7 separate regions of the Homo sapiens genome follow, and regions 1, 2, 3, 4, 5 and 6 are each linked to region 7. A link is a loop called in an ENCODE intact Hi-C map of the cell type or tissue named here. Cell type or tissue: IMR-90. All regions are shown on one strand. Region 1 holds the start of LOC105370780 (a long non-coding RNA gene). Region 2 overlaps LOC105370777 (a long non-coding RNA gene). Region 3 holds the start of LOC105370783 (a long non-coding RNA gene). Region 4 has its middle 170 kb from the start of LINC02694. Region 5 overlaps FSIP1 (fibrous sheath interacting protein 1). Region 6 overlaps LOC105370777 (a long non-coding RNA gene). Region 7 has its middle 11 kb from the start of LINC02694.

Region 1 (4,000 bases), 460 kb before region 7:
AGTGGTGTCTACCATAGGCCGTGGCAGTGGTGCCAGGGACAGCATTCTAATCAGGCTGTTTCTGCAGCGTAAACTTTGCTATTAATCCTGCTGCTTATCCTCCCTTAATGCCTACCCATTTTCTGAATCTGCTTCCATGACCTTCTGATTGAGGATAAATTGATGATGATGATGATCATGATGATGATGATGGTGGTGGTGGTGGTAGTGGTGATGGTGATGATGGTTAACAGAATGCTTCATATGAGTCAGGCCCTGCTCCAGTTAGTTCACATATATTCAATGCATTAATCCTTCTGCCCTCATCTGACGAATGAAAATCTGAAGCCCAGAGTGGTTGAATAATTGGTTTATAGGTCCTACAGCGAGTAACAGATAAAGACAGAATGGAGACCTCAAAGCCTGGCTCCAGAACCAGCCTTCTGATTAAGAATGGATTCTGTGGCTTGTAACCAAGAACCCTGGCTGGTACATTTGGTTCTGTGGTCTGTTTTCCCCTGGGAGCCCAGAATATGTTAGGGGTAAATATTGGGTATCATTTTGCCTCACACAATACACTTGTAGTTGACATTCCGAGTACTCAGGGTAGCAGCGGGAATGGTTCTCCCATGATTCATCTCCCCTCCTTCCCTGCAGGCACACATAGCCCTGCTACTTGCCTCTGCTCAACTGCTGCACGGGGTGGGATCGCGGCACCGCACTCTGGTAAACGCTTTCTCCGCTCCATGGTACTGTTAACCCAGGGTTGCAGGTGCCAAAGCAGGAATGAAAGCTCCCATTGTACAACACCCATGCAAGGGATCCATGTAGAGGTTTCTGTGGGGACAAGGGAATGCTGAAAGCCAGCTGACAACACAACAAGACAGAGTGAAACTGTGTAGTTTCGATTCCCCGGGAGTGGGGGAGTCCGTTTGTTCAGAGCAGCTGCAGCAGCTCAGAAACATGTAGTGTCCACATTCCATGTGCAGAACTCTCTGTGCACAGAGCCAGTAAAGCAGCAGCCCCTAAAGGTGATGCTGCCCTTCCCTGGGGACTTCCTGTTGCCCTTGAAGCCTTTCAGTGCTGAGTTTGAAAAAGGTCAACAAGGCTGAATTTGGGATGAGGGCCCTGACCGAGAAGCTCCTCAGAGGACAAAGGGACCGGGAGTCAGGGGTCTGGGGTTACTCTGTGGCTTCCAGGCTACTGATGTGGGACATCACATGGCACAGTCTCTCTGGAGCTTCCTTACCAGAGAGTCGGTGTGTAACTGCAAAGTTTCCCTGACATTCTTGGATAACTTGTGACCTAAAAGCCATTCAAACGGGGTTGGAAAGACAGATTGTTCCTGCCCTAACATCTTTGAGGATTGCAAGGTTCTCTAACTTGAGCCCAGAGACAAAAAGCAGTTCGGAACCGTCCTTGAAACTTTACTTCCTTTCCTAAGACTAAGACAGGATTTGAGAGAGCACAAATGCATCAGGGAATGCAGGCTTCCATTCCCATTCACCACCACCCTCACTCCTGTTCTTGAAGGAGGTGGCAGTCCTTACCATTCTAATGTATGTGGTGCTCTCTGCTGGCAGCTAAAATCTTTTTGTTCCCTGAAACAGGATGCCTCTGTAATCCTGAGTCACCAAACCACAGGGAGCAGCTGAGAGAGGATTTGGCTAACAGCCAGTGTCTGGGCCCTCCCACTCCCTAGAAGACCTCCTTCACCTGTTGTATGATCAACTACCCTTCCTATCAAAATGCAATTGCAATTAAAACCCCTACTTCTCCTCTTCCCTCTCTCAGTAGCTCTCTACTTGGGGTTGTCATACCCTCCCGACTGGGCCAAAGCTGCAGCTCTTCTTCTACGGGCAGGGCGCCTATCAGGAAAATGGGTCTTATGTTTCTCTCTTTTGTTTTGTTTTCATTTTGTTTTGTTTCTCCAAATGGTAGAGCCAAGGGCAACAGTGCCATGAGGCAGGGGTAGGGTCAAGGAATGCTTTGATGGAAAGGGGAGGGGGGCAGGTATAATGCCTCTCCTTCACAGCTTGCATCAGCAAACACCCCCACTTCATATATGTGTTAAAGCCAGGTGAAAACAGTATGTTTTCTATGAAAATGCAACTCTAAGACAGATCCCCCGGCCCCACTTTCTTGTCAGATCATTGCTAGTACCCAACTTCCTGATACAGAAATTCTTGGTGCTGCCACAGCCACATGGATCAGAGACCAAAACCAGCTTCAAAAGGTCACAATCTATACCATCACTCATTTTTCATGACTGATTTTGTTAATTCCTACCTATCGCAGGTTGCCCTCAGAATGGCTATTCTCCGTCAATGTCCATCACAATAATAAGAAATAATAAAAAAAGTAGCAGGAAACCATAGTTATCCTTCTTCAAGCCAAGAAGACACACATCAGAAATGCTGATAGTGGGTTATCAGAAGAAAATATATTTGCGGACTTATTTTTTAATTAAAATGTGAGAAAAGCAAGGTGCATAATTGTATTTGTAAAAAAAATGGCTGGGGGAGAGGTAAAGGAGTATGTGTAGGTGTGTGTGTGTATATATGTATATATCTTACATATGAGTAAACTATCTGGAAGGACTCACAAAATTAATAATGGCTAATATTTATTGGCACTTATTTTGTGACAGGTACCATTCTAAGCATTTTACAAATATTAATTCACTTAATTCTCATAAAAACTCCATGTGGGAGGTATTTTATTATCCCCATTTTTCAGGCCGGAGAACCAAGGCACAGAAAAATTAGGTATTCTGCCTGAAGTTACATGTCTGGGGAGCGCAGAGCCAGAATTAGACTTGAACAAGCTGTTGGCTGCCTCTAGGAAGGAGAACTGGTTGGCTCAAGAACAGGAGTGAGGAGAGAGACTTTTCCTTTTATATCTCTTTGTACCTTTTGAATTTTGAACCACAAATTTGTAATATATAGTCAGTGCATACATGAATATATATTTAAATTAATAAAATAACTTAGAAATATAAAATTAAAAATTAATATTAAAAAGCAAGGAAAACATACATGTTTTTTCTCTACCAAGTATGCTATCTAGAGAGTCGGTAGTAGTGCAGTGGTTAATGACTCAGAGGCAGACTGCTTGAGTTCAAATCCTGCCTCTGCCAATAAACTTGGACAAATTTATATTCTCTCTGTGCCTGTGTGGGTTATTTTAAGGATTAAATAAGTTAATAGGTGTAAAGTGCTTAAAAGAGTATTTGGCACATACTAGTGGCTAGATATATATTTGCTTTCATCATCTAAATTTAAAAACCAAAACTCATTCAACAGTCAATAAATATTGAGTGTTTATTGTATGCCAGACATCGTTTTAGGCTCTAGATATAAAGCAGTGAATAAAACCGAAAAAAAATTAAAGATCCTTGCCTTTATGGAGCTATTAAGTCCTCAGAGACTGAGAGAGAACATTACTTGGGGCAAGAAAATAAAACAGGCATCATAAGGTAGGAGAATAAGTGATTGAAAAAGAACATAAGATGTATAGTATCCATTCACATCAGCAAAGTCTCATGGCATGTCACATCTTCGGCAAAAAATGGGATTCATAGATTACATAGTATAGAATCCTTCATTATTCTCAGAATTTATATAAACCCCTCAACCTAGATAAAAGTAACAATAATTTCTCATATTATTTATTTACAAGTCCTTTCTACTTCGAAAGGGGATTTACAATGGAGCATAACCAGAAAATTCGTCTTGAAAAGAAAAAGATAACTCATATATGTGTACTTTGGAACTAGAAGAGACTCTAGAAAAATTGTAGTCGTAACTTAAATAGCCTTGTGGAAAGTAAATCTTTTCAGACTGGTTTCATTTCTGTGTGACTCGATGGTCAAGAAAGCATTGTGATGTTAATGTATCTCAGAATCATGTCGGGGGAATGTGTTAAGAGAAACAGCCTGGCTGATCTAACAGAGACACACATTCATTCATTTCACAGCCAATATTCCATTGGGCATGGTTTCTAAGTTTTGGAAAATAAG
Region 2 (4,000 bases), 290 kb before region 7:
AAATCTCCAGGATGATAAAAGAGTGCTCAAGAAGGTAAAGAATCTGTTAATGAATTTTTTTGCTGGTCGTATATTCTTGAGCACTTCCAGTCTGGGAGAGTTGGAAATAAGTTCAGAACTTGGCTCAATTATTTGTCTTTATCTCAATATGAATTTCATTTGAAACTGAATCATGGCACTATACCCTATGCTACTTGTTTCCTTGGTAGTCTACCCATTCTTCATTTTGTGCGTAGCTGAAATACAATCTGGATGCCCTCATGAGTTGGATTCATTTTTCCTGGTTTAAAGTTTACATGACTGGAAAATGTCAGTGATTTAGGTCCACACTGATAGAGTACAAAATAATTTTTTTCCACCCCATCAACTCCATTTGCTTTGGATTTAAGCTGAGGGACACAGTTATTGATGAGGCCATAGCAAAAAGAGTGTTAAGATTTTTGTAGTTCTTGGCTAAACACTCCAGCTCCCTGCTACCAACTATCACCAACCAATCTGTCCCAATTAAACTCCATTGAATTAAGCTTCTTAATCCAATAGGCAAATTCACAACTCACTGGCAGTATTTTATTTCTGTTGCATAAAATTCAGCGTCCACATTAGTGTATGTCTATCCCAGGAGGCTGTGTGCCCTCTCCCCAATAGTTTCTATTCTTGGAAGAGATGTTAGAATGACTGGGGATGAGATCATAACTTGGGGCACAAGTTAACCTTAAAATTTTTTTAGGAACTTTATTCATTATCAACAAAAATGTATTGAACCCTAGATGTATTGAACCCTAGCGTGCTGAGGGGACTGGGCTAGCTACTGTAGAGGATGTCATATACCATTCTCCCCTTCTTCAGTATGCTCCAACCATATTTACAGTCTTTCAGTTCCATATCTCTGCAAGGTATTTCTTGCCTCAAATCCACATACACGCTGTTCACTCTGCCTGTGTGCACGTCCCCTCCTTGTTTATTCCCACAAATAGACATTTGTTATTCCCAGCTGACTCTTCCTTATCCTTAAGGCCTCAGATTAAATGTACCTTCTTCAGAGAGGTGGTCTCTCATCACCAAATATAAGTTCTTCTTCCTGGCACCCACTGCCTTTATTGTACATCATAATCTGTGATTATTCATTTAATTGTTTTCTTGTTTAATTTCTCTCTCCCACAAAACTATAAGCTTCACAAGGGCAAGGACCAAGTCTGTTCTGTTAACCACTGTGCAACCAGGGTTTCTAGTGCAGGGTCTGGCATGTGGCTGACACTCCACATAAACCCATTGAGAGGTAGTTTCCTGTTCTCATTTTAATCTGATGGAAAATGTGTTTAATTAAACATGTAAATAGGTTAGTAGACAGTATGTTTATGTCCAAGAGACGAATTCAATAAATAAATACACAGCTATCATTCCCTAACAGTAGTTTCTTCTGCAAATTAGTCTAAACAGAGATTTCCTGGCATTCTCTTCAGACATTGCTGTGAACTTGGGCCAAATAATAAAGGTCATAAAACTTTCTCCCACTCAATTCATTTGTGCTTATATTATGTTCGCTCCAAAGCTGGAGGAACGGAAGTGGCTTTTCATCATTGGGAAATGAAAAAATGCAATGAGTAACCCATTGTTTTGATACCATTTTATATTAATCATCTGAATGCTTCATTTCTCTCATCCTTGCTGTTAACTATTCTTACCAGAAGTTAATAAGCTTCCAACATTTCTGTACATGAGCTAAGAGAGAAGAAAAAAAAAAGACTAGGCATGATTTCAAATTATTCCAGTCATCTGTCCTGTTTGGGTGACCTGCATTCCTTCAGTCTACCAGTAAAATGCTAGGCATGCCTGACTGAGTGAAAATGGAAGACAAGCCTTCAAATTCCATGTTACTGAAGTGTTGAAACCAGTTTTAATGAAACATGGGAAAACAATAGCCAACAAGGGGAAGTCTGGAATTTCATAGAATTAGAGACTTGAATTTCATAGAATTAGAGACTTCATGTCTTCCCTGTTGATTCCTTGAAGTCATCTCCTAATGAAGGAACCCTTTCTCCAATGACCTTTAATTAGTATTGTTTCTGTCCCAACCTTTCTGCTCTGCTGCCTTCCATATGATGGGAATTGGGAAAGTTGAGCAGCCACCTGGGGTGCTATGAAAGATCAAGCACATTGGAGGCCCTTCAGATATCCATAGCACAGTAGACATTGGAAACACAATGAGGAAAGGGCACATAGATGTCCCATAACCCATTCACCAGAACACAGTATGGATAAGAGACAGGAGAAGGGACAGGGATATCTGTTTCTGTCTTCACTGTCAACAAAGCTTCAGAATTGGCCCTCCATCTAAATAGTCTTTCATTTTTCACACCATAGTCAACCTCTCTCATGACCTAAAATGTCCCTGCCCCATGCAATACAATCTATTTAGAGAACCCAATGCCCTAGTAGGTGCTGGGCCTTCTATTTCCCACTACAATCACAAAAAGAACAGCAGTGGCTTTTGCCCTTGGGAAGCTCGTTGTCTTGGAACTGGGGGTGAAAATGGGGATTGCTAAGGGGACCTGGAAATACGGCAATGTATTAAGTTCCATAATGAAAGTATATCAATATACTGTGATAATACAGAGGAGAAGAGATTCCACGTGGAGTTTTGGGAATAGTGGGAAACCTTCTAGAATGTAAGTTCCCCAAAGCCAGTCACGGGCCAACCTTGTAAGCCTTTTTTTTTTTTTTTTCTGGATATCAGTCTCAGGCCTGCTACATTAACTTCTTTCTGCACACCTGTTCATTTATTTGTGTATACATGTAGTCATATAATTAGAAGAATAGCCATTGAATTTGTATTATAGTTTCAATTTATGTTAAAGAATACTGGATCTTCCCTATAATATATAAAACAAATTTAATACCTATTTTTAGTGGTATGCTGGAGCTATTCTGTAACTGCATGTTAGAGCCAATTATTAAATCTCCAGGAATTTTGTGAGCTACTCACTTGCAATCACCTATAACAGGAATATTCACACCAAAGAAATTGGCAAGTTCTGCAGATCAGGACTTCCCCGTCTCCATGAAGAGCTGGTTATTAAACATTGAACAGCATACCTTTGCTGTTGAAAGGAAAGAGTGAGAAAGTAAAAAGAATAAACTTTCACACCTAATAAATAAAATCCCTATTCAGATTTATTTATTCATTCATTTAAATTTATTTAATAAATGTGAAATACAGAAGAAGTTCTGCAGCTAAATTCACTGACTATATGGAGCTTACAATCTAGTAGGAGAGCCAGATGATACACACAAACATAGTGGAGCAAAATATTCTCATCTTAGTCTGTCATTTCCTTCACTACCATAGAAGACTCAGAAGGAAGAGTAGTGTTTTTTCTTCTCCTACTCTGAGAAGCTTTATCTGCATTTGGGCTGTGCAATCTTTAATAAATACAGTGATGCAAGCTTTCCTGAAGCCGATCCCCCACCTCCAACAAATAAATGAATAGGCTTTTGTTTGGCAAGTAAAGGACAAATGACAGAGGCTGCTACTGAGAGTAGAGAGGGAGTACTGGCCTTCCCAGAGGAAAAAGTGCTGGTGTGTGTGTTTGATCTGGGAGAGCTGTGTACTTTAGGGGTTTAGGGGAGTGGATAGGAAGGGGGCCATCAGCTATAGCGTGACAGGATTGGTACCTTCTTCCTATTCCTATGGTGTACATATGAAATGCTTTGAGGGGTGACAGGGGTTCCAAAGGAATGGCACATGGAAGCCCGGAGGGCATCACCAGGAGGAGCAGTTTTCAGAGCACAACTAAAGATGCTCAGACAGCAAGAGGCAGTAACATTGACAGGGCTCTTACAGTGTTCTGGACACTGTTGTAATCCTTGTGCATGCTTTAACACTGTTAATCCACACAACAGCCCTGTGAGAGGGGTATTGTTTTATGCAAGAGGAAACTGAGGCACAGAGAAGCTGGGGAATTTTCCCACGCAGCTAGAAAGTGTCGATTTCATGCTTGGT
Region 3 (4,000 bases), 770 kb before region 7:
GTCAGATCACAGTGTTAGCCTGACCCTGAGTGAAGGGGAGACTGAGAGAAGACTGGGTGGAAACTTAGAATGCTAGACTGCCGCTCAGTGGAAGGAAGCTCCAGCAAAGCCACTGGGGAGTCCGTGTGCCAGAGTCAGCTAAAGAAGGAGCCCAGCTTCTCAGAGGAGGGGGTCCCCTCACAATACCACATCATTGGCCAGCAGCAGCCTTGGAAAGTGAGGTCAAGGTACAAACACAGCAACAGACTTAAAATACAGCAGTTGGGACCCTGGATTAATTCTACCTTCTATAGGAGGAAGTCTATGTGGCTTATTTTCATGGCTACCACACTCCATGAAGCTAGAAGATGCCATAAACATCCCTGAAGCTGGTTGCTTTACAATGCAATACCAGGCTGCCAAGTGGGAGAGCTGGTGTCAAGCCTCTTACTCAGGAAAATGCAAATTAAATGGGTTAACCCTTCATGGCAATGGAGGGAGGGGTAGCAGAGCACCTTTTCTCAGCAGCCCCCTAGCCACAGTAGTTCTTCCCTATTTCCTGACCCAAGAATGCAGCTTTCAAAAGTTGGCCTGTGTTGCATTTGGTTCCCCTATATCTCCCTTCTCTAGGGAGCAAACTTGTGTCCAGTAGGGCTGGGTCAGTACCAGTCCTGACAGTTTTGGCCTCAGAGAATCAGAACCACTTACTACTCATTCTCAGAGGTCCGTCTTGGTGTACAGGCCTGCCCTCTAGTCCAATCTCTTTCTACCTATGATATTATGGTTGTTATTGTTGTTGTTTTTAAAGAAGCCAGTAGTTCCTTCTTGGGCCTTGACTGGGGTCACCTAAATCTACCCTGATGACTTTCCATTAAACACTTGCCGTCCCTTTCCTCTTAGAAGGCCACTGGGACCTTTATAAAAGTTTCCTTACCTCTCCTAGCACCTTAAAAGTCATGCATCAGTAATTTACCTCTGGGAGAAAGTTCTGAACACATGCCTCACTACATCTTACTCTCCTCACTAGCTGAGAATGGAGCAGTTGAAATAAGAGCTCAGACAAATATTTTCCATAATCTGTAGAGAGTAATCAATACTTAGAAGGAACGTCACTTGGCAACAGTGTGAACATTCCATTTTCTAAAGCATTCTTGTATGTTCAACTTCACAGGCTCATACCTTTTTAATATTTCTTAATCACTGGTTAATGTGAATTCTCAGAACTGAGAGGTTCTTCTTGTGTAGCTGATTTCCGCTGAGTTCCTTCTTTTTTCTAATTTTGGTATGATGGCACTGTGTCTAATGAAGCAAGTCAAATAAACGGCAGATTCTGTTCCCCGAAGCCCTCTTCATCCTGGAACATTAACTGTCTAATTTGTTCATGGGAAGACCCAGCTGTTAGCAGGCAGCCTGCGGGCCCCAAAGCAAATGAGGAGAAGCCTTCCTGTGAACTTCAGAACACATGCTGGGGTGGGGGCTGTGGGGAGACATTTTGTTTATCACTCATTTAAAGTATGTTGCTCCCAAATAAATGGCTGTAAATGGAGATGAAGGGATAAGACTTGTGACTAATTTCTCTGGGGAGCCTAAGTATCTCCACTCCTGACCCCAGTGTGCTGCCTCCCCCATCTTCCCATTGTAAGACTCACAGCAGCTTTATGACAAGGTGGGTGTTTATGATCCAGTTCAGGATGGGGACTAACCCAGTCCTCCCTGGTGGAGGCATTCTTTCCATGACGGGGCTGACGCTCTGCCAATAGGATCCCAGTGAGCTCAGGGAACAGTGTCAGGTTGATTCAGCTGAGGAAGTCACGGCCTTGATTTAGCCTTAAAAGGCTGAGGTTCCGGTGGAAGCGAGTCTGTCTCAGCGTGAAAGCCCAAGGCTCTGAGCATTCCCAGATGACATCTGTGATTTTTCCAACACACATTTGGCCTCCTTGGTTCCTTGCAGTGCTTTGGTTGTGCAATCACCACTTGGCAGGTTCTTCGTCCAGTGAAATCTGTACATTTTCAGCTCTGACATCTCAAAAATAATCATTGGAGCATTTTTTTTATCAGAGTGGTTTATCGTAAAACAACCACTCCCACCGACATTTCTTGTAACCAGTGCTAGGAGAGTGACGACTTAGAAGGCCTTTTGAGGAAGGAGTAGTGGAAGAAGGGCTGGTTTCGGAATTGAACACACCAGGGTTCCAATTCTAGCTTCCTTTTATTACATGTTGCCGGACCTTAGGCCTTCAGGGGCTCAGTTTCATCTTCTATAAAGTAGAGAAAATAGTATATACCTTGCAATGTAGTTGTGAGGATTAGATATCAAATCTATCATTAGATTAGTTCATCAGATGGACTCAGTACACTTTGTATGAATATATGAGTGGGATGTGTGTGTGTTGTGTAGTGTTGGTCCTAGGTTAGAGGTGAGAGTGGTTATAAGTTTAGTGTATATAGAGGGAATATCAGCTCTCTTTTTAGCCCTCAATAAATCACAAACATGCACATACACACTGCACGTGTGCACACATTCTTGAAAACCTCAGCTTTTTTCTTTTTGATGTTGAGATAGCTAAAGATTCCTTTCTTTAGATTTTTTTTTATTTGTAGTCATGGATACATAATTGTTGTACATATTTATGGGGTACATGTGATATTTTGATATAAGCATACAACATGTAATGATCAAATCAAGGTAATTGGGATATCTCTCACATCAAACATTTATCATTCCTTTGTGTTGGAAACATTCTAATTCTTTCAGTTATTTTGAAATACACAGTAAATTATTGTTAACTATGGTCATCCTAATGTGCTTTACTTTGATAAATAATTTGCTTCTGAGGTTGGTCCAAGACCACATGCCTGTAAGCTAGTCCTCAAACCTCCATGCTTGCACGCTGCCTGGGAATGTCTGAACTGGATTCTCTGATGATATCCATAGGGACAGGCCTAAATCTTTTCCTTTTCAGCCATCAGCTGGCAGCATGCACAGTTAAGAGACATTGCTTCTTGTTCTCACTAATGTCTAAGATCTGAAGACAGAAATAATTCTGAATCTTAGTTTTAGAGGTCTGGGAGAGAAATACTTTTTCTCCAACTCTTGGAATATTTCCCTATTACTATAGTATTCATGTTGTTTCTGAATAGAGTTTATGACAGACCTTCTTTGGTATAGTGAGAAAATATGTTGTTGTTTTCCTTAAAAAGATCTATGACAAAATATTGGTCATCAGCTTTTTAGTAGTAAAAGGCTTGATGTCTGATAATCATAAAACGGAACCCAAGCAATATATTGAAAACAAAAACAAATCCCACCTGGCAGAAACTTTGTAAATTTGCCTTGTAACTTCTTTTAGCTATTGATGTGTTGAGCTTCTAGCACTGGGGAAGATATGAAAGATTCTTTTTTTTTAAGACAGGATCTTGCTCTGCCACTCAGGCTGGAAGGCAGTGTCATGATCATAGCTTACTGAAGCCTCAACCTCCTGGATTCAAGGGGTCCTCCTGTCTTGGCCTCTCAAAGCTAAGACTATAGGTGTGCACTGCCATGCCTGCCTAATTAATTTTTTTTCTGGTCAAGATGGGGTCTTGCTATGTTGCCTAGGCTTGTCTTGCACTCCTGGCCTCAAGCAATCATTCTATCTCAGCCTCTCGAAGTGCTGGGGTTACAGTTTTGAGCCATTGTCCTTGGCTATATATGAAGGGTTTAGAATGTGTTTATTTAGGGGAAGGTCAGCACTTCATTTCTGAAAGATTAATCTGGTGGCAATGTAGAGAACGGTTGGAGGGCCTTAAGTCTGGACACTGGGAAGAGATTTGGAGTTCATTGCCATAAATCAGTGGAGATGATGGTGGTCTCACTTTGCAAGGCGAATAGAAAGAAGTGATGGATCAAAAATATTATTTAGCAGATAGAATCAGTAGGACCTGGTAATTTATTGGCTAGATAGACTGAAGAACAGAAAGAAGACATGGATGGCGTCAATTTTTCTAATTTGAGCAACCAGTTATATGGTGGTGCCATTTA
Region 4 (4,000 bases), 160 kb before region 7:
GTCTCAGAGACAGTTTAGACAAAATGGCCAAGGGGTTAAACAAAGAATTCTACACTGAGTTTTTGGATTCTGTCTTTCTGGCTCTGAGCATAAGGAACAGGTCAATGGTCAGTATGCATCTTGAAATCACATATACCCAAAATTAGATCATCAGGTACATTTTTGAAACAATAGTGTCGTTCACTTAGCCCCCTTGCTGTTGCAGGAATGCCTCTGGGCCAGATTCCCTTTGCCATGTGACTTCTCTCTTCTGGCCATTTGCTGTGGCAGGCATCTCATGGCTCCAGAAGCCTCTACCTTCTCTGTCTTCCAAATCCCCTATGTAAGAGAATTGATTCCTTTTCAGGCAGGACCGTATGAACCTGAATCCAGAGAAACGGCTCATCAGTCTCCAATCCTCTGATTTTCTAAACCAGGACTACATTATATTAAAACCAGAAAAAGCAATACCTCTTTTCACAGAATGGACTTTCTGGTGGAAATGGGAGGAACCAAAAGAAGGCTGACTTCTTCATTTTGACACCCTGCCCTGACTGCAGAACGTGATTTCCCTAAAAGACTGAATGTTAACCTCAAAGCCTGGTCAACCAACATGCAGGAGAAATCTTGACCAAGGCTCTGAGCATGCTGTGGTCCCAGTGGTGAGGGTGTGATATGCACTGTCTGTTCCTGGAGTCACAGTGCTCATCTTGTGGTAAAGACCTCTTGGAAGAATGTCTTCAAAGGCACATCTCCAGCTGGGAGTCCTTGTTTCCTGATTTTTTTTTTTAAGTTTATGTTATATGAACAAATGAGACTGCTTTCCCGGCAGGAGTAGCCCTCAGACGCCCACTGTGAGCCTACTTTCTGGAAGAAGCCAACTCAGACAGACCACAGTGTGTGCACAGCATACGTGGCTGCTGGCTGTGGATGAGAAAGTATTCCTGATCTGTCAGAATAATGATTTCAGCGTGTTCTCAGCAGGTCCTCAGTGTGATCCCATGAGGATACCCTCAACCCCTTGCATGACATGTTGTACTTGGAGTCCTTCCCCATTTCAATTTCAGCATCAGTGGGAGGGAAATAGCAAAACAGCATTCCTTCATGTAGATAACCAGTAGGCAGCAGGCTACTCCTGGTTCGTAACATAACTCCACCAGTGTATTCTGGCAGCCGGGCTTACTTAAGGGAGAGCACAGACATTCCCTGCTCAAAAACAAAACTGCTAAACGTGACTCCGGTAGCCTCCATGCTCTCTGCAAGAATAAAATCCTTGAAGAAAAATTGTGATAAGAAGTCTGTCTTTGGAGTCAGCCTGAGCACAATCTTGCATCTCCAGTTACCACCTGGGTGGCTTTATTCACTTAAGAAATACCTGTAGGATACATACTACATGGCAGGCATGCTTCTCAGATGTTAGCTCATCTTGCTAAGCCTCCAGTATCTTCATCTAAACAGTGAGGATAACAGTATGTACCTCCTAGGGCCATCTGAGGAAAAAGTGAGATAGTGTGTATAAAGCTCATAGCACAGGGCTCATAGAGAGGATTTGCAGTTAGTGTTGGCTGTGGCAGGTATTATTCCCTTTACCCCAGCCTATGCCATCCTTGCCACCCCATCAGGAGCTCCTGATGATGCCAGCACCTCTTGCCGAGCCCTCATCTGGGGCAGCGTACACCTTTAACTTTTTATTCCTCTTGGCTTTGATATTCATTGACCTGGAGCTACCCACACCAGGGGGCAGCATAAATAATGGCAGAAGTCACAGTCTCTGCCCTGGCTTCACACCTCCTCTTGGTATCAGCTGTTCACCATGCTCTTCCTACTGACTCTCTGTAGGACCAGCACCAACACCATGTCTTAATCTGATATACATACACACACACACACACACACACACACACACGAGACACTATAAACAGTATATATGCAAAACTATATATATTACTATGTATCTAATAAATGAAACTAAAATATATAATCTGATATTATAGTCTGGTGAATCTTACATATTTATGTATAATTATAAATTGTATATATATATCAGATCATACAGTATAAAATATATGCCATGCACTATATATGTAAACATAGACATAAAATCTATTTATATTCTTTCCTGACCCAAAGCTGAATAGATTTCTCAGGGATGGGAAGAAGAAAGTGACAGCTTTTTTTGTGATATAAAAACTGATACATTATTTTTTAAGAGAGCAAAACATGTACAAAAATTTAAAAAATGAAACTGAATAATGCATTTTCAAACACAAAAATGTAAAAATATGTCACAAAACAAAGTTAAAAATAAGCCTATAAAAAGCATTAACCATACATCATTTTAATATTGACTGATAATGAATTAATCGTAATCATTTTGGCTGGGCGTGGTGGCACATGCCTGTAATCCCAGCAGAAAGTGATAGCTTTGACATAGCTATATTAATACAAAGGCTTTAGCAGACTTTGGCTCTGCCCAGGAAATCTTTCCCAAATAGTTTCCAGTTCAACTGGGGTTGTATTATACTGTGGAAACAAGAATAGCTGATGGTTTTGAAAACAGCTACTACATTTCCTGATCTACTTCAAATTGTCCCACCCACTGGTCGTGGTACTGAAGTGTGTCTGGATACGAAGGTAGCAATGATGCCTGTGAACCAAAGGGTGGGCCACACTTCACACTAGTCCAGACCAGCCTTCTTCCAAATTTCACCTATCTCCAGAATGGGGCTACTTAACTTCTACTTCAGAGTGCAGGTCTCCCCAAATGCCTGGATGAAATCTTGACCCTAATGAGAAAACTTCAGAGCTCTGGTTCAGAGGTTCTGATGTGAATATCAAATCACATTTACTGTCAATTTTATTCTTTCTATTCACTAGGCAAATATTGATAGCACTCTTGCTATGCACCAGGTGATGTTCTTAGCACTGGATTTTTTACCATAGTTCTAGTTACCTGATCCAAGTATCTGGGACTTATTTCACCAAGACTGAATTCTGCCTTAATATTCTAGCCAAACTCCAGCTCCTTCAAGACTTCTCAATCTTCCCTTTTCATGATGAACCACAGTCCCTGGCTGGGACTCAAGTTGCATCTTTCAGCCCTCTACCACCATCACCAGCTGCACTACAGTGTCCAGTATTTTCCTGTGTGCCCGTGGTCCCCATTCCAAGCTTCCTCCCATGTGCAGGGACACAGGTTACCCATTGCTGGACTGCTCCACATTTAATTACCTAGACAGAGAGCTTGCACATAGAAAGTGTTCTATAAATGTTATTTATTCCATCTAAACTTCCCACTAGCAAAGTAACCACAAAGACAGGAACTTGCCTTAGTTGTTCAGATGTGGCCCTATCATGAGATCTATGGTTAGCCCATAGTAGCCAATGAAAAAGAATGGCTTTTGAGTGAATGAATCACTGAAGATTCATTCTAGCCTTTATTTCAAGAAGATGTGGGAATGTAATCCTTTGCTGTTCAGCAAAAATGCTAAACTAGAACCAGGAACTACAGACTTGGAGTGCCTCTTTTTATTTAAGAGACTCTTGGGAGACACCACCTTATGTACCCCCACAAGCTAGATGTTCTTCCTATTCCAAATAAACTACAAGGATGAATACTGTACCATCTTACTCAAAGCCAAAACAGCCCTGGAAATATGTTTTCCAGTCTAGTTAATCAGAAAAAGGAAGGGTGTACATAGTCATGTGGAGTGTTTCAAGCAGATAATTACTCTTCTATGCATTTTCTCAATGCCAACGTGTACCAAAATGACAGTTATTTCCTTTGCCCAGAAACTCCAGTTCTGAAATATTTCACATAACAGAGCATTCCTCCCCATCTCATCTCTCCCTACCAACTGTCTGAAGTTCTTTGACAATGAGATCTTAGCTGGAGCCTTGCAATGGAAGAGTGCTTGTTCACTGATATATCAATTTGGTTACTTTGAAGACATTTAAATAGAAATTTTGATGTACCAGATATTTCTCTACAGAATTAAGAGAAAGTTGAGAAAAGTTTCAA
Region 5 (4,000 bases), 1.0 Mb before region 7:
TGGTTTAGCTAAGTTGTGAGTTACCTACTCATGTCTTAGTCTCTTTTATAAAGTGAGGTATTCTTTATTGATTTGAAAGACTTTTTTAATATTAAGGATATTAATTATTTGTCACAAACACCATAAGCATTTTTCTAACTTTTTTTTTAATTTTGTGACATTTCTTGCTCTAGTTAGTCATTTCTTTTATGTTATCATTCATTGGTACTCTGCTTTAAAAGGCCTTTTATGTCTCAAGATTGTATAAAAAATATATATTTTCCTTTCATCAGTTATAATTTAATGAAAAAATTTAAATATTAACCCACTTGAGATTTATTTTGGTATTAGATATGAGTTAGAGAGTTGATTTTGTTTTTTTCCCCCAATTTGCTAACCAGCTATTCCAAGACCCTTTATTGGATAATCTGTCATTTCCCCACTTATTTGAAATGCTAGCTTTATCGTGTAGGAACTGGGTTTATTTTCAGATTTTCTATTTTATTCCATTAAAATTTCTGTCTGTGCTGATGTTAATACCACTCTATTTTGATTATTGTGTCTTTGTAATATATTTTATTGGGGCAGTATTTTGGAATAACATGGTTTTCTCAAACCTATTTTTTTTCTGAGTTTAGCAATGACTACATTATTTTTTAAAAAAGAGATTGTAAAAGCACCTCTAAAGCTATAGCTTATGAACTGCTTTTTTATTTATTTAAATGTCTAAAGACCAGTATATGAACGTAGTCTGCTTGGAAAAGTACAACTTACTAATATATTTCATTCAATGTTTATCAGTAATTCTATACCTTCATAGAAATGAGACTATACCCCTTATTCCCCCCCCTCAAAAAAATCCATGGACAGTGTCAGGAATGAGATTCTGGATATTATAGTATCTCAATGTCTATAGTTTGGAAACCAGGAGTCAAATACTGATTTTTCTAGTGGGTAGGGCTTTTCTGAAAGACCAAACCTGCTTGTGGTTGACTCTGGAGCAAGCAATGTAAGACAGGCCACTCTGTAAGTGGATCTATGGTGGCCTTTTAACATTAAGCTTTTCGGTCACAGAGTTCACTACCCAGTGAACTTTTGGTCCTGGAAGGCAAGACATTTGTTTTCAGTTGCCCTTTTTTCAAAACCAAATCAAAACTGTCAAATATGTTTAATTTTTAAAGCTCCTGGCCCGTATATTTGACTTAAATCTATGCTCACATTGTATTTCTGGAGTTATGTGACTGCTGTAGGCCCTGTAGACACTTCCCATAATGTTAGATTAGTCCTGATGTTCTAACATGGAAATTAAGTGGACTTAATGATATGAAAGCTGGAGCTGCAAGGGGCTTGAAAGCTATGTTAAGAGAGAATCATTGTTTTAAACATGATGACATTATTAAAGCTTCAATTTTTAGATTCAGACTTCTTAGTTATTATGTATTGGCAGTGTGTGCAAAGCAGGTAAGATGCAAAAGTAGGGTCAACGTAAAAGGAAAAGGGAATACAAGATACTGTTAGGTGAACCAGATGTCTGTTGCACTTCACTCTTGCTACTGACTGTCTTAATTAGTTCACACTTGACCAGTTCACCAAAATGAAGAGGTAACATTATTGTATTACTGGCTTCTTCAGATTTAATTAGAATCTTTTTTTGATGATTGTTCTTTTACAGAAAAGCCAAATTCCTTAATGAAATTTCCTGCTTGCTGTTTACTTCATAGACATATGTTTTGGAGTCATTTATTGCCACACATATCTGTTTTTTTTAAATTCTTAAAAACAAAAAAGTAGTTAGCATTTACTTTAGGCTGCATTATTAACCTAATTATATTAATTTGTTTTTTGGACTACATAACTATTACCTTATTCTAAAAGAGGAAACTTTTGGAATAATCAGCTTAAACTTGGTATTATTAGCAGAATATTTTCACTGCAAGTATGAAAGAAATAATTAGAAACACAACAGTCCAGTTTGACCTCATGCCACGGATTTTTTGAAAGTCTCATATTCCTGGTATTTCAACATAAGCACTATCATAAGGTGGTACGAAGCTACTTTCATCTGTTCTACAATGAAATGAATTTCCCATTACTCATTAGATCTCAGCTACTGTTTTAATTAGAAATGTATAAAAATTTAAAAATTATTTTAATCAATCATATATAGCCATACATTTCTAAATAAGATATTTTTATAAGTATTATTAGGAAAACAGGAAAATTTTGCCTTTTTTTCCTGTATAATTTTTTGTTGCCAGCACAGTTTCAGGCACTTGTAAATTGTCCAGTAGGTGGCAGCATCTAGTTACAATAAGTACTTTAAAAAGCCTTAAAGCATTTAAAAAAATTTTAAAGCTCCTGGCATACATTTTTGGCTTAAACCTATAGAGTTCACATTGTATTTCTGGAGTCATGTGACTGCTCTACACCCTGCAGACACTTCTTGTAATGTTAGATTAGTCCTGATGTTCTAACATGGAAATTCAGTGGACTTAATGATGTGAAAGCTGGAGCTGCAAGGGACTTGAAAGCTATATTCAGAGAGAATCATTTTAAGCATGATCACGTTATTAAAGCCAGACCTATTTCAGCATACCTATCAATATACCCAAACCTACTTTCTTTCTTTTCATTTTTTGTCTTTAAACAAAGGGAGAAATTCTTAGGATGGATATTTTTCTTTTCTAGTCAGTTTTTCTTATCCTCTTATTTAAGAGTTAGCTTCAGGTTGGGTGGGTGGTTCATGCATGTAATCCCAGCGCTTTGGGAAGTGGAGTCAGGAGGATTGCCTGAAGCCAGGAGTTCGAGACCAACCTGGGCTACTTAGCAAGACCTTGTCTATACAAAATATTTAAAAATTAGCCAAGCATCAGGAGGCTGAGGTGGGAGGATTGCTTGAGTCCACGAGTTTGAGACTGCAGTCATGCCATTGCTCTGCAGCATTTGTGACTGTGTGAAACCCTATCTCCAAAACACAAACAAACAAACAAAAAATTAACCTTAAGGACTTTGGGCTGATGGCTGAATGGCAATTTCCAACCTGTTTTCAGCTTCCAAAACACAGAACCCATCCCAGTTGGCTTATAACATCACAAATAAGCAACAGCAAATAAATGAAGAAAATAACTGTGGTTGGATAGTGCATTTACTTTTATTTATAGGTGCTAAACACAAAAGATGCCTTGACTCCAAGAGAAAGTTGAAAACAACATTAAATTGATTTATATCACATTTGAACCTTATAATCCAGACATATTAACCTCAAGTTTACTGGGATTTTGAAGTAAACAATATTGTACTTGCTAGAGATCTCTGAAGTATTTTAAAAGTCTGTCCCATCCCATTACTGAGGGGTCACTTTTGGGTTTTTTTAGAGGCATGTTGCAAAAATCAAAACTCTTTTACATCGCCAGGAGTTTTCCCTTAGTTTCTATCATTTATCTAATGAATACAGGTAGAATTCAATATTCTTTGAGACAAATACATCTAGTGACAGGGTTGCTTTTTGATAGAGGTTATTCTTTTTGTCTTTGTCACGTTTCTCTCTTGTGTTTCTAGCTCCAAATATAGAAATGCATATAAACACAAAACATCAACATCATAACCAATTAGGCTTTTTCAAATTTGAGAATACTTTTTTCTAGGTGCCTTTTCTGTGAGACTCAGATATATGATACTTCTGCTCTTGGATGCTTGGGTTAAATACTCAAAGAAAATCTGGTAGTCTCTTTCTACTCTGATATGCAGAGGGTAGAGGGAGGAAATCACATAACTGTGCTGACTGACACAGGCAAGGATTTTGGTTTTTAATTTCTGTTGGAGTCTCAGCATTGTTTAGCAATCTCTTGCATTCTCCAAAATGGTGATTCCAAACTATTACTATGTGCTTCATCTCCCATCTTCTGCAAGACCTTCACTGTCTTGGTTGGTCTTCCTTTCCAGAGAAAATGAATCTACAGGGTAGGAATTCCTTTTACATTCATTTCTTCTGTTTCTAAGCTTCATCCTGACTGTGTTCATT
Region 6 (4,000 bases), 420 kb before region 7:
TTGAAAGAAGAAAGGTGGCTCTTAGTGGACTAAAATAGGGGGCTGCATCACATATATACTCTGTTCATCCAGGCAGTGGCACATGACTTTGTAGGAGTGAAATGCACATTTTCCCAATCTAATTGTTTTCCAGAATCATTCTCTGTGTGGGAAATAAACCTCATCCTCCTGGCCTTAGAATTCTTAACATACTATTTGCTCTCCTAGGAGTTTTGGTACTTCGCCAAACTAATTGCTTATCTCAATGACTAAGGACAATTTAACAATAAAATTTCCTGGACTCTAATGCAGGAATTGCTGACTCATGAGGCCTGGAGAAAAACCCCAGAAACATATACTTTTGAAGGTAAACTTGTTTTTTTAAAGTATAACACACAGAAAAGTTCACAGAATTACATGTGTAAGTTCGAGTAATTGTCATGAAATGTGCATTCTCATTTAACGCTTTTTGTTTCCTATTTTGTAACTATATGTCTATTTCAAGGTCATGTTTTCTTTAGAATCCATATTTTTAAAGATCTCTATGATTCTGCTGCATTAGAGGTTTAAGAAAATCCAGTTTGGAGTATTTGAAATCTGTTAAACAATGTTATATACCAGAAGAAGTATCTCAGGTCTGAGTTAATAATAGTGAGGTTTGGTCCAATGTCAACAATGTCTTTCCTAAAGCACTAAGTGAAAGGGAGGGGAATTAAAAACCAAGGTCTGATATCATGGTCTGTTGAGGACGGATGGGGTAGGTGTAGAGTAAATGAAGAGTAAGTAACGTTGGATTGCTATGTCAAGAACAAAAACTGAGGAAACAGAGCCAAGCAGCTTTCCAGTTTTGGGTTCACAAGCTAAAAGGGGATAGAGCAGAATTTCAGAAAGAGAAGAGACTTGGGCCTTATGGCCTAGGCTATATCTGGGAGTGTCCTCCCTTGACAAGGGTCATCAGGATTAACCCCTCTGCACCCTCCTTGCCTGCTTTGAGAAAGGGAATTTACTCCACTGCTAGTCTATCTGCATTCTTACCATATTTTGGAAAGTTATTCTATTGTTCTATTACAGAGAAATCTTTGGCTAGAATTCAGTGGGATAGGCAGTAAAACATGTTCTTGCTTGGGAATGAAAAAAGACCAACAACAAAACTAGTTTTCCATCCCAGCTTGACCACTTATATTTTTCAATAAATTCCTAATTTTATCCTTTTAAACATAGGTACTGTTACCTTTGGTGCTGCTAAGACCCAAGCTCTGGAGTCAGACTAATAGGGTTCAAATTCTTGCCTGTGATTTTGGGCAAATTGCTTAATATGTTCCTTCATCTGTTAATTAGAAAAAATAATAGGGCCAGGCGTGGTGGCTCATGCCTGTAATCCCAGCACTTTGGGAGGTCGAGGCGGGCGGATCACCTGAGGTCAGGAGTTCGAGACTAGCCTGGCCAACATGGCGAAACCGCGTCTCTACTAAAAATACAAAAATTAGCTAGGCGTGGTGGCAGGCGCCTGTAATCCCAGCTACATGGGAGGCTGAGGCAGGAGAATCACTTGAACCGGGAGGTGGAGGTTGCAGTGAGCCGAGATTGCACCATTGCACTCTAGCCTGGGAAACAAGAGTGAAACTCCGTCGAAATAAATAAATAAATAAATAAATAAATAAATAAATAAAAATAATATCTATTTATTAGGATTGCCATGTGGATGTAGAATTGTTTGAAGCTCCTGGCACGTAGGAAACACTCAATAAATCCTAGCTACTATGGTGCTATACTCCTCACCTTAATAACATCTGCAATGTATTTTGAGTTCCTTTTAAGTAAAAATTATATAAATATATGATTAAAATATTATATTTCAAGGCAACATAAGTCATAAAATCAGAATTTCTTAAATATTGCCCACATCCATTTTTGGAATAATTTAACCTTCACCACTTATTCACTGCGGGAGAGAACTACGAATATTATCCAGTGACTATTACCCAAGACTTACAGGTCTGAAAGAATGTTGCCAGAACCTAACAGACATTATTATCAGGGAAAGTCATTCCTAACTACAAATGACAATGTGATGCTCCATATTAGCATTAAAGAACAGTAGTTGCATCCTTGTTCTTCTTCAGGTAATGAATGAGCCATCTCCACATTTTGGTAAAGTAGGTTATTCACCTGCAGGAAACTGTAAGACTAAATTCTGATTCCGCAAAGACCAGGAAGACCCACCACACAAAACCACAACTGCTCCCCCTGATGGCTGGTGCCTAGAATTTCACGCATGCATCTTAGAAAATCCCATCAGGCTAAAACAACTTTCCTATGAACATCAATAATGTGTCAGTCCATGGACACAGGAAGGGGAACATCACACACCGGGGACTGTTGTGGGGTAGGGGGAGAGGGGAGGGATAGCATCAGGAGATATACCTAATGCTAAATGACGCGTTAATGGGTGCAGCACACCAACATGGCACATGTATACATATGTAACAAACTTGCACATTGTGCACATGCACCCTAAAACTTAAAGTATAATAATAATAAAATTTAAAAAAAGAATACCATAAAAATAGATTTGAAAAAAAAATAATGTTTCAGCCATTAACACTCTCCTATATTTTATAGAGAAGCCTTAGAATAAAGGCATCTCAAAATGAAAGTTGAAGGGAAACTATAAAGCTGGAAAATACATTCAGGATGGGAGACACAGTGAAGGTCAGCTTTGCTGATTTCATAGTTCTGTGTGAATCCAGCACTGGTTACCTGTATACATTGACAATAATCATATGCTTACCCTAATATCTAGAATGGAGAAAAGACTATTTAGGGGGCTGGGAAACCCACTGTTTGTCAAACTAAAGAATGTTTGATTATCTTTCATGACTCCTCATACCATCTGGTGAGTAATAATGAGCTCATTCTACTTCATTGATTCCAACATTTGATATTTAAAAGTGGTAATAAAGACCTTCATTACCTCTAGCTAACTTGGATCTGACTATGAACTGTTTACAAAATTCCAGTTTTCAAAGGGAAATTCTTTTAGGAGAATGCTAGGCAAATGGTGGCCCACGTTGAGGGAGTAAATTGACTCTGTAGTCAGCGAAGTGATTATTTTTGTAATGGAGCCCACAGCAAAACCCTTTGCAGCACTCAGAAGTCATCAACAGAGCTTGTTCTTGGCAAACCAGAGCATTCTCTGCTTCAGAGAATTACTTTCTAATTACTAAAAACATGATACGGGAGGAACACATGTTGGCTCCAACCAAGTGTATAAGTGGTGGAAAAGTTCAGTGTAACTGTTCAGCGAAACTGTGAAGAAGTAGAGTCTATGGGACTGTTGCTGGGAACATAGGAGTGGATGGGAGCCAGGTTTTTCTTCTCTTTGTGGGATTTGGGAGTTAGGTTATATGTCCTGTCTTTGGAAATTAAGAACTGTTGATATTCAAGGATAATCAAGGAAAAGCACTTCCAGGAATGGGAAGGTACATAGGCTAATTGTATCAGTACAGCCTGTTGCCCTGTGGACTTTGGCTGCCGCGGCCATATGATCTAACTAAGATGTTAAAATAGCAGATGAACATTTGCTAGATGAAGTAAGTTTGTCCTGATGGCTAGTTCCACTCTTCACTCTCCTGATTGAAAAAAATGTTGGCTTTCCTTCACTGCGGTGTTCACTAGATAGAAACTAAAACCGGCTCTGTGAAGTGAGTGGGAGGGTGAGGAAGGAAAAACAGTCCAACTAAAGCAGCTGAAGTAGGAAAGGGTCATGTGAGGAAGTGGAAGAGGTGAATGCCCTGGAAAAGATGGATGGAGGCATTTTTCTCAGCCATTTCGTGGTTGGATTGGGAGACACTGAATTTGGAAAAGCAGTCAGACAGAAGCGTTCCGGATAGCCAAGCTGTTGGCGTACCACCGAGTGCCAATTCTCAGGGTGTTACCCAGTCATTCTTGGGGTTTGTTTAAACATGGCAAGAGTTCCTGGGAAAAACCTGAGGCCACATTACTTAGCCATTTGAACTGC
Region 7 (4,000 bases):
CAGGAGAATTGCTTGAACCCGGGAGGTGCAGTTTGCAGTGAGCCGAGATTGTGCCACTGGACTCTAGCCTGGGTGTGACAGAATGAGACTGTCGGAAAAAAACAAAAAAAAAAAAAGAAAAGAAACCCCAACAAAAAGCAAAGCAGATAATAACAGTACCTATTTCACAAGGTTTCATGAAAATCAAAAGTGATACTTGCACCATGCTTAGCACAGAGCCTGTCCCTTAGTCAATGAATGTGAACTATTATTGTGTACCAGACATTCAGCCAGCCAGCCCCAGAAACTGGGCTCAGAAAAGCATTTGCTTCTCCATCTAGAACACAAATATTTATTCTTTATATGAAAGATCCTTTTCCTGTTTCATGGGAGATTTTGCTTCCCAAGTAAACAACAATAAATCTCAAGTACACATCTGGATTGCAGCGGCTAACAGGGAATACCAATAGAAAGCATGCATGGATGGTGAAAAACCTGTTTTCCACAGTTCCTAAAATTTTGCAGCTGGTAGAGGCTCCCCAGTGGGAGAATCACCACTGAATTTTACACCTTTCCCTGATTACGTCAATAAACAAAGGTATCTTTCCATTTCTTCATAATTGTCATGAAAAAAAAAAAGCAAAACAAAAGAGAAAAATCTTAAAAGACACAAGTCATAAAGAGTCACATAAATAAAACTGAGCCAGGAACCATGAGTTCACACAACTTTATTCTTAGGAAGGTCTCTATAAACATAAATGGCTCTGCCGTTGAGGATGACATCATTAAGTGCCTTCTCTGTTAAACACTGAGGGATACTGCTGAGCCACGCAATTTTTCCACGTTACCAATAACTTTCCATGTTACCAGTAACATACTTTGCCTGTGTTACGGCACATTCCTCTTGGTGCCTGGAGTACATAGGCTTTCTCTCTTCTAACTTTACTGATCTTGCCACAGATGGTTACTGTGACCTTGGATGTCTTAGGCCCATAATCAAACCAACTGGGTTAATTGACTTAGACACTCTTAGGAATGATGCAGGGGCCCCCACCTCTGGGATAACACCACTGTATTTCTAAAACTGCTTGTGGGAAATTTACAGGGTCATGGTGGTGTTATTTACATGCAAATAGGAAAGAAAATCCATTCCAGCAGGCCACATTCTAACTACAAACACAAGAGGTTATAAATACACAAGAGGAAAACCCAACAGTCTGTTAGCATTATCTCCGAATGCCTAGGAAAGGGAGCCAACTGCTTAGCCATCACAAAAGACTTGGGCAAAATCCTGTGACCCTCGGCATCAGATATTCTCCTTATGCTAATTTTGTAGATAGCAACTTTTGCCTAACATTTTCATGATTAAGCCAAGGACGGTATAAAATATATGCATTTCTTAGAATTCCATTTATATTGTAATCACTTCTCTGTGCTGCTCTTAGGGTGGCAGGAAGCCTCAGACTGCTCTCCAATCTTCCTCAAGGGCTTTCTCTGACCTCTTTACTAAGAGCAGAAAGTTGCCAGTAAATATTCAACAAACTACACCTCCTCCAAGGTCAAGCTCTGTGTCAAGTTCAGATCTGATGGCTTTAGAGCAATGTGCAAAGTCAGTTCATCAACCTTTATCCCTAAAGTTAAATTTTTTATTTCAAATATTTTACTTAGTTTGCAAATGTGAGTTTATTAGCCTGTATCTCATCATCTTGGGTTCTCTGAAAACCACCTGCACGGCTCAATGTGGGAGAAAAGTTGATCCACAACACCATCTCCTGGTCATTCTTGGGTGTTACACTGAGCGTCAAAAGCTGAGCACTTGCTGAGAGTGACTTTCAGGCCATTAAAGTACACCAAGCCATCGCTGGTGTCAATCAACTATACCTAAAAGTGTGCATGTGGCCTTCCTAGCAACCCCCAGGATGTTGATTTGTACCAAGTATTAGATTCCACCAGTGCGGCGTAAACCCAGGTACACTAAAAGCTAGCAAGAACATGCAGATTTCAAAGGGAAATTGAAAAAATCCTTTGTAAAAATGCAAAAATACTTCTTGAATACTAAAATAAAAGTATAAATTATGGTTATAGACTATAAAAAAAAGATGGACATAAACATTAGAACAATAAAGACTGTGGATTACCAGAGAGGGAGGGAGAGACGTGGGCTGAAAAACTACCTACTAGGGACTCTAGTCACAACCTGGGTGCAATATACTCATGCAACAAATCTGCACATGTGACTCCTGTATCTAAAAAGTTGAAAAAATATTTTAAAAAACAAAAAGGGAACGTGGAAAAGTGAAATGAGGGAGGTAGAAAAATGGCAACCAAGAAGGTTTTTTTCTAATATCACTTAATATTACGTATTTTGGGTAACAATAAATGGGGACAGCTAGGCAATCAATAAGTTGTTGCTTGCAGGAAGTTGTACTAGATATGCAAAAAGGATTTATGCCAATTCCCCAAATCTCACCTTAACAATAATGTGTCATAAGCACAGAAAATTTTCTCCCATGTAGAACCAACCAAGTGTTCCCAATCGACTTTGGGATCACTACTCGGTTCTGCCCATCAAGCTATCCTTTTTCTCCCTACATGAGCAGTGAGTAACTTGAGTGAGCACAGCCTTGAAACTGAGGTCATGTAAGAGCTTAATCCAGTATCACTAATGACGAGATCTTTACCTGTCAATCATATAGTCCCTGCAACAATTGTTTCCAAAGTTGGTTCATGCAGAATCCCTTGGGGAGCTTTTTGAAAATAGATTTCCAGGCTCTTCTAGTTCTGCCACAGAATCTCTACGGCTGGAAACCAAAAAACTTCAGGGTCGGAATTCTCCCCCAGGTGATTCTAATTGCAATCAGTCTGTGGGCTCAATTGGAAGCCACTGGAAGATCACAGCTGTACCTTATTGAAAGAGGAAAACAATCAAATCCTTGCCAGTCTCTCACTGCTTACAAGAGGTGTGGCTTCAGTTCCAGGTCATCAAAGGTAAGCATTTTTTACTACAAAAGTTTGTTTACAGTTAAAATGTTCTCTTTTGGGTACATCATTGCCAAATGAAGAAATAGCCCAATTTACATAGTCAGTCCTCCATATCCATGGGTTTCACATCTGAGGATTCAGCCAACAGCAGATCAAAAATATTCCAAAAAAAATGATTAGGAACAACAATACAATATTAAAATTAAAAAATCAATATAGTGTTAACTGTTCACATAGTATTTACATTGTATTAGGTATTATAAGTAATCTAGAGATAATTTAAAATATATGGGAGGATTGTGTAGCTAGATGAAAATATGTCATTTTCTATTAGGGACTTGTACATCCTCAAATTTTTGTAACCTTGGGGCAGGCGGTATGCTGAAACCCACCCTCTAGAATACAAAGATTGCCGTATAATCCATGATTGCTTTCTTTCCAAAACCTTTCTATATGAACTATGAAAGTCAGGATCATTTTAATGTTAACTAAACTCTGAACCCAGGAAGAAATTTGTCTTGGATAATGGGGAATGGGGTGCATACCGTTACACAAAGGAGGAACCCCTTGCAGGCTCAAGAACTCTCTGGATGACTTGGGAATGTAAATTGTGGCAGTGGGCTAGCAAGTTTCTAGTGGAGAAAGACTGGAGGCTGGAAGCTTAATTAGATGCATTTGCAGCAAATCTGGATGTGAATTAATAATGCCAAAGCTAAGACGGGACTTGAAAGCATGTTTTCTTCAGGGTGACTCATTAATCTCATTTCCAGGAAAAGGATCCCTGTATAGTCCCTTAGTCGAAATTAGTCTGTCCCCACCCTTTGTCTTTTTCTCGCTCTCACATCCCTCATCAGAGTCCACATATGACATGTTAAAGCTGACTGATGCTATCCCAACTCCCAGTGCCCCCCATGCACTGGGGAACAAGTCTGCACCCTCAACCTCCCAAGCCCTGAAACACCTAGAATTGGATTTTGTCCACAATGGAAGCTCATAAACGTTAGCTGAATTCTTGAAAGAAGTTGCCGACCTGTTTGGT

What was found. Hi-C counts contacts between places; a loop is a spot of excess contacts. Peaks named below come from ENCODE experiments on the same cell type or tissue, not always from the same donor. Only the 100,000 strongest peaks of a DNase experiment are listed, where the experiment ranks them.
Region 1: a loop joins it to region 7, with 6 times the contacts of the local background. A loop is called at or near these places in 9 of 110 quality-filtered maps.
Region 2: a loop joins it to region 7, with 5 times the contacts of the local background. A loop is called at or near these places in 13 of 110 quality-filtered maps.
Region 3: a loop joins it to region 7, with 7 times the contacts of the local background. A loop is called at or near these places in 2 of 110 quality-filtered maps.
Region 4: it touches region 7 in a loop (8-fold over the local background); 12 of 110 quality-filtered maps call a loop at or near these places.
Region 5: it touches region 7 in a loop (17-fold over the local background); 74 of 110 quality-filtered maps call a loop at or near these places.
Region 6: it touches region 7 in a loop (5-fold over the local background); 5 of 110 quality-filtered maps call a loop at or near these places.

What each region holds. Positions count from the first base shown.
Region 1 is chr15:39,169,795-39,173,794 of GRCh38, reverse strand. The region is part of intron 1 of LOC105370777 (a long non-coding RNA gene); the gene reads left to right. It overlaps LOC124900600 (a long non-coding RNA gene), which reads right to left. Exons shown (of 3, transcript XR_932142.3): 3 at 3,630-4,000. It overlaps LOC105370780 (a long non-coding RNA gene), which reads right to left and starts at 200. Exons shown (of 3, transcript XR_007064591.1): 1 at 116-200. RefSeq lists enhancers at 520-1,475, 1,476-2,431 and a silencer at 1,453-1,747. In IMR-90, a CTCF peak has its summit at 1,544 (motif pointing left); DNase peaks (open chromatin) are centred at 894 and 1,564; H3K27ac peaks cover 1,953 bases.
Region 2 is chr15:38,993,999-38,997,998 of GRCh38, reverse strand. The region is part of intron 2 of LOC105370777 (a long non-coding RNA gene); the gene reads left to right. Among named protein-coding and RNA genes, the nearest start is that of LINC02915, 250 kb to the left of the region's middle. In IMR-90, no CTCF peak of the experiment used is centred here; a DNase peak (open chromatin) is centred at 1,738; H3K27ac peaks cover 2,379 bases.
Region 3 is chr15:39,470,847-39,474,846 of GRCh38, reverse strand. LOC105370783 (a long non-coding RNA gene) reads right to left here and starts at 1,628. Exons shown (of 5, transcript NR_188226.1): 1 at 1,159-1,628. In IMR-90, no CTCF peak of the experiment used is centred here; a DNase peak (open chromatin) is centred at 1,816; H3K27ac peaks cover 3,725 bases.
Region 4 is chr15:38,862,069-38,866,068 of GRCh38, reverse strand. It overlaps a transcript of LOC105370777 not described here. Among named protein-coding and RNA genes, the nearest start is that of LINC02694, 170 kb to the right of the region's middle. In IMR-90, a CTCF peak has its summit at 1,742 (motif pointing right); a DNase peak (open chromatin) is centred at 948; H3K27ac peaks cover 1,802 bases.
Region 5 is chr15:39,755,341-39,759,340 of GRCh38, reverse strand. All of the region lies in intron 5 of FSIP1 (fibrous sheath interacting protein 1), which reads left to right. Among named protein-coding and RNA genes, the nearest start is that of FSIP1, 26 kb to the left of the region's middle. In IMR-90, a CTCF peak has its summit at 2,263 (motif pointing right); a DNase peak (open chromatin) is centred at 2,280.
Region 6 is chr15:39,124,324-39,128,323 of GRCh38, reverse strand. All of the region lies in intron 1 of LOC105370777 (a long non-coding RNA gene), which reads left to right. Among named protein-coding and RNA genes, the nearest start is that of LINC02915, 120 kb to the left of the region's middle. In IMR-90, a CTCF peak has its summit at 2,221 (motif pointing left); DNase peaks (open chromatin) are centred at 223, 2,203 and 2,893; H3K27ac peaks cover 2,737 bases.
Region 7 is chr15:38,705,770-38,709,769 of GRCh38, reverse strand. No RefSeq gene overlaps it. Among named protein-coding and RNA genes, the nearest start is that of LINC02694, 11 kb to the right of the region's middle. In IMR-90, a CTCF peak has its summit at 1,750 (motif pointing left); DNase peaks (open chromatin) are centred at 759 and 1,729; H3K27ac peaks cover 1,226 bases.